Regions from separate parts of the Homo sapiens genome. Here region 1 is linked to region 2. Evidence: chromatin loops called from intact Hi-C (ENCODE). Cell type or tissue: gastrocnemius medialis. All regions are shown on one strand. Each heading gives the region's core, and the rest is flanking DNA. Links, peaks and the distances in the headings are about the cores only. Region 1 overlaps GREB1 (growth regulating estrogen receptor binding 1). Region 2 overlaps NTSR2 (neurotensin receptor 2).

Evidence for each region. Hi-C counts contacts between places; a loop is a spot of excess contacts. Peaks named below come from ENCODE experiments on the same cell type or tissue, not always from the same donor. Only the 100,000 strongest peaks of a DNase experiment are listed, where the experiment ranks them.
Region 1: it touches region 2 in a loop (6-fold over the local background); 4 of 110 quality-filtered maps call a loop at or near these places.

The regions. Positions count from the first base shown.
Region 1 is chr2:11,594,100-11,602,423 of GRCh38, forward strand. It overlaps GREB1 (growth regulating estrogen receptor binding 1), which reads left to right. Exons shown (of 33, transcript NM_014668.4): 12 at 1,152-1,280; 13 at 2,012-2,140; 14 at 3,682-3,879; 15 at 4,581-4,761; 16 at 6,701-6,896; 17 at 8,307-8,324. Among named protein-coding and RNA genes, the nearest start is that of MIR4429, 58 kb to the left of the region's middle. RefSeq lists a silencer at 4,511-4,715. In gastrocnemius medialis, for the core only: no CTCF peak of the experiment used is centred there; DNase peaks (open chromatin) are centred at 3,682 and 4,282; H3K4me3 peaks cover 394 bases; H3K27ac peaks cover 2,310 bases.
Region 2 is chr2:11,654,813-11,663,136 of GRCh38, forward strand. NTSR2 (neurotensin receptor 2) reads right to left here. Exons shown (of 4, transcript NM_012344.4): 2 at 7,155-7,428; 3 at 5,231-5,321; 4 at 3,366-3,910. The coding sequence ends at 3,667. Among named protein-coding and RNA genes, the nearest start is that of NTSR2, 11 kb to the right of the region's middle. RefSeq lists an enhancer at 1,595-2,548. In gastrocnemius medialis, for the core only: a CTCF peak has its summit at 4,515; a DNase peak (open chromatin) is centred at 4,389; H3K27ac peaks cover 1,663 bases.

The DNA.
Region 1 (8,324 bases), core at 60-8,059, 61 kb before region 2:
CTCAAGTGATTCTGTTGCCTCAGCCTCCATCCGGAGTAGCTGGAACTACTACAGGTGTGCACCACCACACCCAGCTCAGTTTTGTACTTTGGTAGAGACAGGGTTTTGCAATGTTGCCCAGGCTGGTCTCAAACTCTTGGGCTCAAGCAGTCCACCCGCCTCAGTCTCCCAAAGTGCTGGGATTACAGGCATGAGCCACTGTGCCTGGCATTTAATGTACTTTTTAAGTATAGTGTCTGAATTGTCTTTTAGCATTTTTTTTCTTTTTTTTTTGAGATGGAGTCTTGCTCTGTTGCCCAGGCTGGAATGCAGTGGTGCAGTCTCAGCTCACTGCAACCTCCGTCTCCCAAGTTCAAGCAATTCTTTTGCCTCAGACTCCTGAGTAGCTGGGACTACAGGCGTGCACCACCATGCCCAGGTAATTTTTGTATTTTTAGTAGAGATGGGGTTTCACCATGTTGGCCAGGCTGGTCTCAAACTCCTGACCTCAGATGATCCACCTACCTCAGCCTCCCACAGTGCTGAGATTACAGGCAAGAGCCACCGTGCCCGACCAGCGTTCTTTAATCTTAAACCCATTCTGTGTTTTTTGTTGTTGTTTGTTTGTTTTTGAGACAGAGTCTCGCTCTGTCGCCCAGGCTGGAGTGTAGTGACACTTTGTAGGCTCACTGCAAGCTCCGCCTCCTGGGTTCACACCATTCTCCTGCCTCAGCCTCCTGAGTGGCTGGGACTACAAGGCACCCGCCACCACACCCGGCTAATTTTTTTGTATTTTTAGTAGAGACGGGGTTTCACCGTGTTAGCCAGGATGGTCTCGATCTCCTGACCTTGTGATCTGCCTGCCTCGGCCTCCCAAAGTGCTGGGATGGCAGGTGTGAGCCACTGTGCCTGGCCTTTTTTTTTTTTTTTAAATAAATTATTTACCTTGATGTGAGTGGGACTTGCAGTAGTAGACCCTGAGCCTCTGCCATGTGTCAGGCACCATTGTCTTGTGTCACCTGACAGCAGGCCTGGGAGGTAGATCCAGCTGTTAGCCACAGATTCCAGATGGGAAATGTCAAGTCTAGAAGGGTTAAGGGACTAGTCTAGGGCTACACAGCCCGTAAGCAGGGAAGATACAATGGGTACTGTGAAATCTGTTTGCTTTCCAGGAAAATACCAAGCCCGGATTCTTTCCGAGAGCCTTCTCACTCCTGCGGAGTACCAGAAGGAAGTCAATTACGAGCTGGTTACGGGGAAGGTAGACTCGCTGGGGGCCTTCTTTAGCACCCTCTGTCCAGGTAGGCTTGTCGTGAGACAGGTGCACATGCGTATGTTAATAGGACAGTAATCAGTGCCGGGGGAGGTCATCTCTGCCTCACCCTGCCTGTGACCTGCTAAGGCTGGCCTCCACTGCAGAGTGCCCCTCATTCTGTGCACTTGCACTTCTGTCCCTTTCTTTTCTTGAGTGACAGCTGCGGGTTCTGGCTGGCCATCTCTTCCTGCTTGAGCTGTAGAGTTCTCCTGAGAGGTGGAGGGCACCTTGTGGGTTCTTCTTCATGGGGTACACAAGGCCCTTGTGCCTGTTCCTCTCCACCTTTCCAGCCTTGGTGGCCTCTCTTCCCTGTCTCCCCTTTTTGCTGGAGAGTTCCGCATCCCTCGTGCTCTGGGCTGTGAGCATCCTTCTCCCTTGTTGGCCTAGCTACCCACCCCTCAAGACTCATCTCATGTCCCCCTAGAAAGCTTCTCAGACCCTTCGTTTTCCAGATGGGCTTGGGACCTTCCCCTTCATCCTTTACCATGTTGTTCTTCCTTCTGCCCTAGCACCTGCTATGTCTGTGTGGGGGGAGCTCACTCTGGCAGTGTGTCTTCATCCTGACTAGGCTGAGACCCCTTGACAGGACGGGCCATGTCCTCCTCTTTACCTTCATGACTCCAGGCCTCGGGACAGTACCTGACACTAACTGCGCTGTAGATGTTTGCTGAATTTCACTGACATCAAAAACCCATTTGTTTATTCTGTCTTGGGCAGAGGGTGACATTGACATTTTGCTGGACAAATTTCACCAGGAAAATCAAGGCCATATTTCTTCCTCACTCGCTGCCTCTTCTGTCACTAAAGCAGCATCCCTGGATGTCAGTGGGACACCGGTGTGCACAAGTGAGTGGTGAAAAGGAATCTCCCAGGGTGGAGAGGGTACAAAGTAGTGATGAGGGGCAGGGTCAGTGGGCGCAGGTGTGCACAGTGAGAGGGGCCATGGCGCAAGTGTGCACAGTGAGGGGGCAGGGGCACAGATGTGTATAGTGAGGGGGGACGGGGCACAGGTGTGTACAGTGAGAGGTGGCAGGGACGCAGGTGTGCACAGTGAGGGGGGTGGGGGCACAGGTATGCACAGTGAGGGGGTGGGGCACAGGTGTGCACAGTGAGGGGGTGGGGGCACAGGTGTGCACAGTGAGGGGGTGGGGGCACAGGTGTGCACAGTGAGAAGGGGTGGGGGCACCAGTGTGTACAGTGACGGGGGTGGGGCACTGGTGTGTACAGTAAGAGGGGGCGGGGCTGCAGGTGTATACAGTGAGAGTAGGTGGGGGCACAGGTGTGTACAGTGAGGGGGTGGGGCACAGGTGTGTACAGTGAGAGAGGGTAGGGCACTGGTTTGTACAGTGAGAGGGGGTGGGGGCGCAGGTGTACACAGTGAGGGGGGTGGGGCACTGGTGTGTAAAGTGACAGGGGGCAGGATTGCAGGTGTGTACAGTGAAAGGGGGCAGGGTCACTGGTGTGTACAGTGAGAGGGGTGGGGGCACCGGTGTGTACAGTGAGAGTGGTGGGGGCACCAGTGTGTACAGTGAGAGGGGGCGGGGGCGCAGGTGTGCACCGTGAGAGTGGGCAGGGGCACAGATATGCTCAGTGACATGGGGCAGTGGGCATAGCTGTGTGCAGTGAGAGGCGCCAATGGGCACAGGTGTGCACCGTGAGAGAGGGCAGTGGGCACAGGTGTGCTAAGTGGGTGCTGAGGGGACAGAGGGCTCATGTGTGCTCGGTGGGCGATGAGAGGGCACTGGCGAGGGCCTCGGTCTGGCCTGGGAGGCAGCATCCAAGGACTCAGATTGGAGGTAGCAATGTCAGAGGCACATCCACAAGACAGGACATCTTTTAGTGTCACAGTAGACCTGATACCTAATTTAAAATTCAGTCTTTAATTATGACAATCTCATTTAATCTTGAATTGCACATCCATCACTGTCTCTGAGGTGATAGATTTTTCTATGCCAATTTCCTGCCTCTGAGTCTGTTGCTGATGTTTTTTATTCATACAGAGTTCCTAAATGACTGTCGTGTTAGTTTTCTTTTCTGGAGAGTTTGCAGTCCTCTTCCAGAGTCCAGTCTCAGCATCACCTCCCCTGGGATAGGCTCCTTGTCCCCTCTAAGCAGAAGAGACCACTGCCTCCACTGTGCTCCCCAAGTGCTTGGTTCTTATTTTTATTATTAAGTGAAAGATGGTGCATAAAATGATTGCTACCCCCACACCCGCCACTGCTTAGCTGAGAGCAGGGACTTGATAAACGTGAGTTATTCCCCTTTCCCTCATCGCTTTGTGAATGGGGCCGTCTCCCCTGGACAGGTCTCACTGATTCTCTGGCCAAGGGCCTGGCAGTAGCCGTGTGCCCTGGAGCTCACCTGGCATCCTGGGGCTCTGGTTCCAGGTTACAATCTGGAGCCACACAGCATCCGGCCCTTCCAGCTGGCAGTAGCGCAGAAGCTCCTCTCCCATGTGTGTTCCATTGCGGATTCCAGCACCCAAAATCTGGACCTGGGATCCTTTGAGAAGGTGGACTTTCTCATTTGCATTCCCCCCTCAGAAGTGACCTACCAGCAGACTCTGCTCCATGTGTGGCATTCAGGTATGGGGCATTTTGGGGAGAAGTCACGTGTGGAGAAGCTTTGATCTGCCGAAATCCATGTGTGGGTGTTGACACTGTTCTTTGCTATAGAGTGAATAGGGCAAGTATTGCTGCTCTTGTTTTATAGATTGTGAAACTGATGTTCAGAGACAGTGACTTGCCCAAGATTTTAGGATCTGTTGAAGGTAGAGCCAAAACTTGAACTTTCACCATGTCCCACTCAGGCTAGTGACCTAACCACATGTTGCTATCTAGCGTCACTGATATCCTTGTACTTTCAAGGATATCATATTTAACCACAGAGTACACAGATGTCCGGTGTCTTCACTGAAAGGACTCACTCTTTAGTGGTGTCATGTATCGCCCTGTGGCATTCAGACTGAGAGAGGGATTTTGCTGCTGGCAGGACCTTTCGGTTCCCTCTGTCTTACCATGCTTGGGATCAGCTGCTTCATGAAGCTGGTGCCCCTCGGGAGGGCTGCTGTACACACAGCCAAGGCTTGCCTGCGCCCCAGCTCCTGTGCAGGACAGTTATGCAGCTGTAACCTGTGTGGGAGTTTTTTCCCTTCCTTTCCCTGCTCTTGCATCTCTGAGTCTAGCTCAGGACCTGCTGTGTAGGAGTCGCTCCTCAGGTGTCTGTTGAGTGAATGAAACCCAGTGCGCATGTTTGCAGTTACTGATGTATGTTCTTTGTGTTGCAGGGGTTTTGCTGGAGCTTGGTCTGAAGAAAGAGCACATGACGAAGCAGAGGGTGGAACAGTATGTTCTGAAGCTAGACACGGAGGCACAGACAAAATTTAAGGCTTTTCTGCAAAACTCCTTCCAGAACCCGCATACACTTTTTGTCCTAATCCATGACCATGCGCACTGGGATCTTGTGAGGTTAGATTGACTTGATATATGACAAGTTGACATTTTCCTTCTTTGAAGTGATGTATGTGGATGTTCCCGGGGGCTGAGGGTACAAATCCTGAAAAGATGGATGATGTTTGGGCTTGGTGTTTCTAAGCAGATGCCATGGAGGTTTCCCACAATCTTGAGCTGGAAGTTATCTCAGGGATTATCCAGTGTGACCTCTGAAATTTACCATGGTGGAATTTAAGGGCTGGAGAAGGGAAGCGTGTCTCCCAGAGTCACAGGGTGGGGTGGAGTGGGAGGGTGTTAGTGGCAGAGCTGAGACCCCGAATCACAGCCTGATGCCTGATGTGTTTCTTTCATAGTCCACTCAGCAACAAGGAGCCATGCTGGTGTGGGGTGCGGAGGGTCCTAGCAGGAGTAGCTCAGCTTAGCCCTTCCCTGAAAGAGGCTCCGTGGGGGCTCTGGTACCGTGGGTCACCACTGATGCCTGCCCTTCTTTTTTTTTTTTTTTTCCTTTTTTTGAGACGGAGTCTCACTCTGTCGCCCAGGCTGGAGTGCAGTGGTGCGATCTCGGCTCACTGCAGGCTCAGCCTCCTGGGTTCATGCCATTCTCCCACTTCACCCTCCTGAATAGCTGGGACTACAGGCACCTGTCTCCACGCCCAGCTAATTTCGTTTTTGTATTTTTTTTTTTTTTTTTTGAGACAGAGTCTCTCTCTGTCGCCCAGGCTTGGAGTGCAGTGGCACGATCTCCGCTCACTGCAAACTCTGCCTCCCGGGTTCACACCATTCTCCTGCCTCAGCCTCCTGAGTAGCTGGGACTACAGGCGCCTGCCACCACACCTGGCTAATTTTTTGTATTTTTAGTAGAGACAGGGTTTCACCGTGTTAGCCAGGATGGTCTCGATCTCCTGACCTCGTGATCCGCCCGCCTCGGCCTCCCAAAGTGCTGGGATTACAGGCGTGAGCCACCGCACCCGGCTGATGCCTGCCCTTCTTAAGGGGTGATTTGACTCACTCAGTTAAAATGAACATAAACCCAGATGAATTTCAGATGGGCCAAGCCAAGCGCCTGGCAGGATTTCTGGTGGTTTACCGGGATTGGTCATCTCCGTGAGACTGGCCTAGGGGTTGTACCTTCAGACATTTCCACTGATGTAGATGAGGAAGGAGGGGGCTCCTGGGCCAGGTCGTGGAGAAAGCCTTTGATTGTCGCAGATCCACAGATAGCTAGTTAGGCTGGTCAGGACATGAAGGACCTCGTAAAGGGTTTACAATCCAGAATCCATGTGTGGGCTTGGGGGAAATCGGAACATTCCGAAATTATAGAAAGAGCTGTATTGTGAATATTCATTTTGGGAATAGGTTTCTCAGAGTGGCCTCCTGCCATCCAAAGGGTTAAGCACTGATTTTTTTTTTTAATCCCCTAAACTTACAGGAGAGAATGCAAAGGCCTTTGTCCCACGGAAAAGTGCAGAGCTGGGCCTGTCTCCTAGACCCCTTGTCCAAAATGCTTCCCAATCCTTTCCTGCTGCCTTTTAAACTGACTATAGAATTTACTCTTTTACATCTTTTCTGGATCATTTCAAGGTCAGAAGGACTGTGTAAGGAGATAAGTACACAATCAGATGGGGCCAAAGAGGAACAAATGATTCATGGAACATCCCCAGGGTCATATCACTGTCCGATTGGGATAGAAGGAGTGTGTGTCTTGTAAGAAATCCTCTCTGACTACCGTCCCACGCCAGACACATTTTTCCTAAGTAACGAATCTCAGGAGAGCCCCTGACAGCTACCTGAAGTCCAGCCTTTTTTATTTTCTCTATTCTTAGTCAGGGGCAGAGCCATAATCTTTAGTCGTTGGTAAAGTCAGGGGTTAGTTATAAATTTATTCAACTGCTTCACCTTGCAAAATTAGAAAACAATATAGTAATTCCACTGATTGTGTCTTCTCCTCCCTCAGTAGCACTGTTCATAACCTCTATTCTCAAAGTGACCCGTCGGTGGGATTGGTGGACCGATTGCTCAACTGCAGGGAGGTGAAGGAGGCCCCCAACATTGTGACACTTCACGTGACCTCCTTCCCGTATGCACTGCAGACACAGCACACCCTCATCAGCCCCTACAACGAGATCCACTGGCCTGCCTCCTGCAGTAATGTGAGTGCCACGGGGCTGCTGGGCCCTTGTGTAGCAATATCACTTGGGTTTGCAGAAATTACATTTAGTAACAGCCTTGACCAGTGTGGTTGAGGATAATGGGTTCCAGCTCCTTGGATCTTTGGTTCAACCCAGAGTTAGGTTGTAAACCCTTCTTGGTCTTTTTGGTAACCTTCCTGCAGTACGCCAGTTGGCTTCCTCATCTCGGAAGATGTAATGCAGTTTGTGGGACATTTTCTCTGGTGACTGCCGCTTTCTGAGCAGCATGTGGAATGTTTGTTCTATGGCATTGAATGGAGATATTGAAGGTAGAGCCCTTAGGCGCTGGGGGCTTTGGGCTCCATACAGAGCAACGCTTAATGTCTCCAGAAGCCCTAGGAAGGTTCCTGTTTTCCCTATCCCTGCATCCTTAAGTAGTGAGATTCAGAATCTCCTTCCTCAAACTGAACACATATCCTCAAAACTTGATGAGTTTTTAGCTTATCACCTGACATTTTCTCATCAAAATAGAAGACTAAAACAATCCTGGTAATTTGAGAATTCTGGGTGGTTTGTAGTTAGTTACACAAGAATAAGTAAACGTAAGAGATGAGACTTTTTTGGAGTGCCTCGCAATCCTCTGAGAAACTTTAAAAAATACCTGGCTTCCGTCCTGTGGACTGAGAATCCATGGTGGGGATAGCCATTGTTCATAAGGCACTTCCCATAGGCCAGGGAAGCCCTGCCCAAAGTGCTTCGTGCTGTGAGCTCATGCAAGAGGCAGGTGCTAGGATGAGTTCTCATCTACAAATGGGGAACATGAGACAAAGTGGCCAACAAGAGTTGGGCCACTTGGCTCAGGCCAGGCAGCTAGAAAGTCGTGGAGCTAGGATATGACCCAGGCCACTGGCTCCATGGCTCGGCCCTTAACCACTGTGCTATTTAGGAGTAGAGTTTTCATGCCTTAATATTTTCAACAAACTCCCCCAACTTTGGAATTTTATGTCTGTGTGAGTAAAATTGGCTAGGTAAATGTTTTCTTTGTCTATTGATTTTTAGTAGCAACTGAATGCAAAATAATTGATTTGCCCATTCCTAAAACCAGCTTAAGATTGTAGAAAGAAGCAAATTTAACAAAGAAATGTATATGTTAAAATAAGATAAGGCTGATTTTCTTCTTGGTAAAAACATTGGGACCAAATGAATGGAAAACTCCTGAGCAATGGGGACACACCATTTTTAAAGTATGGGAGGTACTTTGCTCTGCTTCTGCAGATGGAAGAAGTTTATAAAATGCCATCCAAGCCACTGCACAGTGGGCACGATTTGGATGAAGTTGCCAACCCAGGTCATCCGCAGGCCTGGCACACGAACCTCTGACCGTCCCTGCGAATGCAGTGTTGGAGTGACCGACGCTCTTCTTTGTTTTAGGGAGTGGACTTATATCAT
Region 2 (8,324 bases), core at 157-8,156:
CCTGGATGGTGTGATGAAGAGGACAGCCACTAGTACTGTTCTGGGGTCACTCATACCTCTTTAGCAAAGCCCCCACTTTTATTTTTAAGTGCTTCATTCTGACCTTCTCTCTGTATCTGTGTGATGTGTACATAATATCATAATTTGTCTTGTTTTCTTTCCTAGTCATATAATCAGAATATGCTTATATTGCTAAATACACTTTATAATTTATATTTGTTAAGGACGACCTAATAATTGGGATTTGATTGAACAAGGGCATTGTGATTCACTCAGCTCCATAATGTTGGTCCTCGAATCTCTTGTCGTCTTTCTTTTTTGAGATAGGATCTCACTCTGTTGCCCAGGCTGGAGTGCAGCAGTGCAATTACAGCTTGCTGCAGCCTCAACCTCCCAGGCTCAGGTGATTCTCCCACCTCAGCCTACGGAGTAGCTGGGACTGCAGGTGTGCACCACCACGCCTGGCTAATTTTTTGTATTTTTTATACAGGCAGGATCTCGCCACGTTGCGCAGGCTGGTCTTAAACTCCTGACCTCAAGTGATCCACCTGCTTCATCCTCCCAAAGTGCTGAGATTTCAGGCATAAGCCATGGTATCCAGCCTGTTGACATCTTTTGCCATCCAGCTCCTGGGCAGCAGCATGATGTAGAGGCTGAGCACTGGCTCCCAACTCCGAAGCCTGGGCTCTACTCCTCGAGTTACCAAGTAGCAGGAGAAGAACCTTGCTTAGCTTGTCTTTGCTTCCGTTGCCCCATATGTGAAGTGGTGATGGTAAGAACAGTTTTGACTGTAGTGACTGCTGTGAAGATTAGGCAGCGTAAGAGATTTATGTTGTTGAACCAGTGCCTGCTCGTAAAGGCCCAAATGAAGAATGTTGCAATGACTCTGTGTGCACACAGAGAGGCCTTTCCTTCTTTAGCAAATTTTATCAAAGTAAATATCCAGGAGTTGAATTACAGGGTCTAAGTTTCTGAGCACTTTATGGCTTTCAAAATATATTGCCAATTTGCTTTCCAAGAAGGTTATTCAGTTTCCTCTCCCTCTAAGACAGGAGCACACTGAGGTCACCCAATATTTGTTCTGGTCATTGACATTTTTTGTTAATACATTGCCCATAAAATGTCACGTATTATTGTTTGGGCTGCCATTTCTCCAGGAACTATTGAGGCTGAGCATTTTCCTTTTGTGTGTTTCTTGGCCTTTGGGGTCCTGGTGTTTTGCCTAATGATTTGCATGAAAATTTTGGATAATATATAAAGTAGCTCATCTATGTTTCTCAGTCTATTCTTTACATTTTGTTTCTCTTGCTGCTTACTGTACTTTGGTAACATGTAGCAGAAAAAGTGTCCCTCATTCATATAATCTTTTCGAAGGGACACTACCAGGTTTTACCCAGTTTGGGGTCTAGGATGAAGATGACGACAATAATGACAACTAGCATTTATTGAGCATTTACTATATGCCAGGCACTGTGGTAGGAGCTTAACATTCTTTATCTTATTTAATTATTATAAACTTATTATTAGGTACTACAGATCCACAGTCCCTTATCTGAAACCCTTGGGGCCAGATGTATTTTTCAATTTGGGTCTTCCATGTTTGAGAAAAGTAACATGGGATATATGCCATATATTACGTAACACCCTTAGCAGGGTCTTGGGAGAATACCCCAAATCAAGTGCATTAACATATCTGTAGACACACACACACACACACACACACACTCACACACACAAGCAAAAGAGATAAATGAAGATTACAAATTGCTTCAAATTCAGATCCATTCTTGCTGACCTGAATTACTGTTTTTAAATAGCTTAAGAACTTTCTGCCTTCACCAGTTTCGCGGATGAAGACACAGACTCAGGGAGTTGAACCTGCCCAGGGTTCCCCTGCTCCCAGTGATGAGGTCGAGGAACCGGCTCTTCCGGCCCACGCCCCGGACCTCGCCCAAGCCTGCTTCCCGCGCCGTCTTATCTGCGTTTGGACTGGGAGCTGCTTCTTGCCTTTCCTGCTTCCTGGACCTCTCTGGAGCGTTGGCTGGGGAGCCGCAGCCACAGCCTTGACCCAGGGCCTCCGAAGCCGCGGCTTAAACGGAGGTTGCACCATCACCGGCTGCGGGGCCGGGCGTGCTGGGCCTCACCGTTCCCGGTGCGGGTCTGAAGCTCCTTCTTCCTCCATGAACACAGTGAGCCCGTGGCCTGCCCGTCAGAGCCGCCCTCTCTAGGGGTCCCCACGCCAGAGCTGCTGTCGCTCCTCCTTTCCAGGTGGCATGTCCTCGCTCGACGAGGCCCACGTGTGGGTGCCCTTGGTGGTCCTAGCCCGGGATGGCTCCGTGAAGGGGGTATGGTCGTCACCTCTGGCCTCTTCTCAGGGGTTTTGGGGCTGGGGTCTGGAGAACAGTCACCTCCGAGTTGTGCAGAAGCCACTGCCGGCTCGTCTCAGTGTACCAGCCCAGGAGTGTGTGCATATGACACGTATGCATGTGATGAGTTTACATGTGGTGTGTGTGAGGTGCATCTGATATGTGCTGTAGGTGTAATGAGTGTGTATGTGACATGTGTGCACGTGAGGTGTGACAAGAGTGCATGTGCCGTGTGTTTGTGGTATGTCTGCATGTGATGAGTCTGTGGATACTTGTGTGATGGGTGCCTGTGTGATGTGTGTGTGATGAGTGTGTGTAGCGTTCATCATGGGAGTAGGGGGTGGGGGACGGGTCAGGAGGTGGACAGAGTCTAGGGAAGCGTTGACGCAATTCATCAAAACGAACCTCTCCTTGGTGCTGTGTCCTGCACCCATCTCTCTCCTCCTCCCCTCACAGGCCGGTACCCTCCCCTGTCTTTTGCCACTGCGTCCTCTGCACTCAGGGAAAAGCACCATTGCTCCCCTGGCCTCAGCCTTACCGCCTCCAGGTGCAAGGCTGGCGGTAGAAAGTGGGCCTGGCCTGTGCGGGCAGTGCAGGCTGATTAAGAGAATTAAGATTCAACTCTTGTCCAGCATTGCGCTGGCCAGAGCATAACTGGGCTGCATGTGCCTCGTGGCAGAGTGTGCATGGCCGTTTCCCGGCAAGCCACATGGTCTGGCTTGGCCAGAGGCAGGAGGGGACGCCAGCAGCCCACTGGCTTTCCAGAGTCTGCAGAAGCTGCTGTCAGTGTCAACAGCTGCTCCCTGCCTGGGAGAGAATGGAGAATCTTACTACAGCTCACGTGAGGCACCGATTTGGTCAGCTTCTGGGGCACTGCTGATTTGTCATTTGAGGAAATTTATAGGACACCTGAGCATAAAACTACAGAAGAGTGTTGTGGGCTTTCAGGACAGCAGGAAAGCAATGATGATAGCCATGCAACAACAGTAACAACAGAAATCGTGCCAGCAAAAATTTATTGAGCATCTACTACGCACCAGGTTCTGTGCTAAGCACTTTAGTCTCAGGCAACACTAAGAGATGGGTGCTGTTCTTTATCTCCACTACACAGACGAGGGAGCCTGAGGCTAGGAGGGGTCACGTGGCTTCCCTGCGCTTGATGGTTCTCAGCAGAGCAGGGGTTGATAGAAGTCGCCCTGGCTGCGAAGCTTGAATGATTAGTGATGAGGTTGCTCACCTGCTTTGCCAGGTGACTAAGCAGCTGGTCATTTTGCTTGTTCTGTTCATTCTTGCATTACATTCAGGTCCGGGTTTCTGGGGGATCCCCAAAGCCTGAAGCTGTATCCATTAGGGTGGGACTCTGGGGCTTCGGGGGTAACCGCTTCATGGGGTGGTGCTCTCCACACAGGGAGCTGACGGCTTCCAGGAAGAGTTTTCTGAAGGAGGAGGACACGGCGTTGTAGAGAAGAGGAGTCACAGCTGAGCTGACGTAGAAAAGTGTGTTGGTCACCATGTAGAAGTAGTGGTAGAAATTGTACAGTGGGCTGCAAGAGAAACCCGGGAGCCTGGTTAGAGGACCTGTCACCTCCTCACAGTGTCCACTTCCTACTGGAGAATGCCTCTCCTCCAGAGGGCTGCATGACGAAGCCTATTTTCTGCTATCAGGAAGCACAGTGTTTTTGTTTGTTTGTTTGTTTTTGAGACGGAGTCTTGCTCTGTCTCCCAGGCTGGAGTGCAATGGCATGGCTCACTGCAACCTCCGCCTTCTGAGCTCAAGCAATTCTCCTGCCTACAGTCCTGAATAGCTGGGACTACAGGCACACACCACCATGCCCAGCCAATTTTTGTATTTTTAGTAGAGACGCGGTTTCACCATGTTGGCCAGACTGGTCTTGAACTGCTGACCTCAGGTGATCCACCTGCCTTAGCCTCCCAAAGTGCTGAGATTACAGGCATGAGCCACCGTGCCCAGCCAGGAAGCACAATGTAAATTCCATAAATGTTTCATCACCAGCAGCTGACGCCCTCCACCCAGCCTCTATGATCTGCCATCCCTGGCTGTGGTTCCTGGTCACCTCATGGTAAGGTGACACTGCTGACTGACAGGGGCCATCTGTCCAGCCACTGAGGCCCCGGGTGCCCCGGACTGCTGCGTGTGGTCAGGAGATGTGGCTGCACTAAGAGCCGAAGTTCCGTCTGAGGAGCCGCACTCCTTGCTGCAGGTTCTCTGCAGTGGGAAGCGCTTGGCACGAGCTCATGTTGCCCGTGCAAGTGTAAGGGGTGCTGGTGCCTCCTGAGGAGGAGGCATCTGTCACATGGCTCTTTCTGTGGAGGCTTCCTGGGACCTCGATTCTTTTGGATGTTTGATTCCCACTTATGATTGGGGCACAGTGATTTCTGAAAGGCAGATTATGAATTCTCTCATCTTCTCCAACCATGTCATAAAAGGGGGTGCATGTCTTGGTCTCTGCCAAGGGGACCTTTGTTAGCTCCTGGGGTCGCACCTTTGTGTCTTCCTCACACTCTCCTTGGAATAGGAGAGGAAGGAGAGAGAGAGGAAGCCTCAGAAGCATGGCCCGTGCTCCCTCTTCCCAGGCTGAGGCTTCTCTTTCTCCTGTAGTGAGAATCCCACAGTCTTGGCTAGGCCTCTTACGCACACGGCCTTACCAGGTCAGATACAATGTTCTGTTCCCCATCCCTGGCTGGGAGATTTCAAGGCACAGACTGCACGGGACCAGGTGGAATGCGGTCCAGGATTCCAGAGGACCCAGCAATGGAGGGTCCCTCTGGAGAGCAATGGAGACCCCAGGCCTAGCCCAGTTGGGCCCCCTCCCTGTGTGCTAGGGTCCTTCTGCCACACTCACTCAGTCCACGCGTCATCAGGTACGTAGCAGTACATGAGCCTGCGGGCATGGTACGGCAGCCAGCAGATGACATACATGACCACGATGGCTCCTGCAGAGCATTGGAAAGGGAGAGACAGCGCCAGGAGAAAGCAAACACATTCTCAGTTACACCATTGCAAAGGGAGGCTGATGCCCGAGGGGATAGCAGCATTTCCCTCTAACTTGGTCCTGGAGTCAAGGGTTGGAAGGAGGCTTTGAGGTTATCTGATATATCCCGACCTGAATCTCTTCTCAAACCTCATGTGATCCTGTCCTCTGGATAAGTGTCCACTCTGGCCATGAGCAGGACACAGCATGCTTCTAGGACCTCCTCCTGGCCACTAGAATATACTCCCAACCCAGGGCTAGATATCCCTACCAGGTTATCTATCTGCATATACAACAGAACTGTCTTTCTTGGGCCAGGCACGGTGGCTCATGCCTGTAATCCCAGCACTTTGGGAAGCCGAGGCAGGTGGATCAGTTGAGGTCAGGTGTTTGAGACCAGCCTGGCTAACAGGACAAAAATTAGCCAGGTGTGGTGGCAGGTGCCTGTAATCCCAGCTACCTGGGAGGCTGAAGCAGGAGAATTGCTTGAACCTGGAAGGAGGAGGTTGCAGTGAGCTGAGACCACACCACTGCACTCCAGCCTGGGTGACAGAGCAAGACTCCATCTCAAAAAGAAAAAAAAAGTGAACTTGTGTCTTTCTTGTCTTAGAAAGCCTCTTGCTCCTTTAGTCCTTTCTCTGGTTAATTTACAGCACTGCCATTCATCTGGCACTCAAGCCATAAGCCAGAGACTCCTATTTTTCTGTTCCTTTCTATATCCAGTCTATTGAAAAGTTCCTTCTTAGCATCTCTCCTCTGTGCTTTCCCTGCTCTCACTGCTACCTCCCTAAGAGACTCTTACCGCCTCTGTACTGGACTATGACGAGTTTCCCAACCTCCCACCCCTTCCCTCTCCTGCTTCTACTCTGCTCTGACTGGCAAAGCCATCATCTAGCCCAGGGTAGCCCCTGGACCAGCAGTGTCAACATCAGTGAGAAGCCTGGTAGAAGTGCAGAATCTTGGGCCCCGCGGCTTGCATTTTACAACTCTCCAGATCATTCTTAACACACACTGAAGTTTGAGAGGCACCGTTTAGCCCATTCTCCAAAGAGCTGAGCGCAATAGGTCTCAAAAGCAAATCTCCCGTCACTTATGGACATCAACTTTTTCAATGACTGACCATCGTCCCTAAAATGAAGTCTGACACCTTCATGTGCTGACTTTGTGTTACTTATCACATCACATTGCACTTAGCTCTTGCATCTCTGTCCATACACAAGACTGTGACATTGATGACAGCAGAGGGCCTGTCTTGTACTTGATCCTTCCATACCCTAGCTAGTGCCTGGGTTATGGTGGGTGCTTGGAGAGACCTCTGCTCTCCTGTGCCTTTTGGAGTTTCTCTTACAAGGCCAAATTTTCCCAGAGACTTACAAAACAAGAAAGCAAACAGATCAGTGTTGTAGGAGGGAAAATGGAGTTTGAAGGGACTGGATTTAGGTACCCAGCCCATCTGAGAGTCCACAATTTGCAGCCGCAGTCTTTAACCATAACTGCTCCTCATGTTCATCCACACCGCCAGACTCACTGAAAAGTGGTCAGGTCTCTGTTTGCCTGTGTGTGCTATTCCCTGGAGCAGATCAGAGGCTTCATGTACAGAATTCCTATTCTTTCCTTTAATTATAGCACCGAACCCTACAGGAAGTCTGTTGGTTATACAGTTCCCCTGGGGCATAGGGTAAAGGAAGCCTTGAGAGAGGTAGTGACTTGCTGAGGTCACCCGGCCAGGGATTGGTGGAGGCAGCCCTGGAACTTAGGCCCCTTTCTTCTGGGGTGATGTTACAGAGGACTTAACTGAGAACCTGGACGCTGCGCTGGAGGCTGCGGATCCGGCGCACGTCTTTATGTCTCACCAGGCTGACCTGGCCTCCCTGGATAAAGGTCTTCTTCCATACGATGAAGCTGAGGAGACCCTCCTCACTCAGCAGCTCCAGGCGGCTGGGGGTGGAGCTGCCCGGGGTAGAAGTGGACGGCACTTGGGAGCAGAGGGCCAGCAGGTGGCTCACTGTGACCCCATTCAGGAAAGCAGTTAGTGCCAAGGGGAGCACGAAGGACACCAGCACATTCACCTGTGGAGGTAATGCCAAGGGCTATGGGGCAGCGCCAGGGCCCTGCGGCCCTCGCCATCTGGCTGTGCCCCAGACCCGGAATCTGCATCAGCAGAAGGAGCGGCAGAAGGGTTAGAAGATAAGGTTGAGAAAGTTCTCAAAAAGTGAGGAGAGAGAAAATAAAATTTCGGATTAGTATAGGATGTTCATAATAGGGGTTCCAGGAAGAAAAAAAATAGAGAAAACAGAGGGGAGGAAATTTTATTTAAAAATGCATTCAAGCCGGGCACGGTGACTCACGCCTGTAATCCCAGCACTTTGGGAGGCCGAGGCGGGCGGATCACGAGGTCAGGAGATCGAGACCATCCTGGCTAACATGGTGAAACCCTGTCTCTACTAAAAATACAAAAAATTAGCTGGGCGTGGTAGCGGGCGCCTGTAGTCCCAGCTACTCGGGAGGCTGAGCCAGGAGAATGGTGTGAACCCAGGAGGCGGAGCTTGCAGTGAGCCGAGATCATGCCACTGCACTCCAGCCTGGGCAACAGAGCGAGACTCCGTCTCAAAAAAAAAATGCATTCAAGAAAATTTTCCCAAAGTTGAGGAATCTGAGCTTCTAGACTGAAAGGCTGCCCGGGTGCCCAGAAGAATCGATGGAAATAGACTCATAGCAAGTCTCATTCTTATGACATTTAGCATCTTAGGTATAAAGAGAAGATCTTGAAAGCTTCCAGACAGATAAAACAGGTCACATAGATAGGATGGAAAACCAGAATGACATTCACTTCTTAAAAGCAATGGTGGAAGCTAGAAAATCATGAGCAGTGCTTTACAATTTGTGAGAAAAATGGCTTCCATCTTAGAATTTTATACCCAGCCATATTATGACAAACATGAGGATAAAAGAAAACAATTTTTGA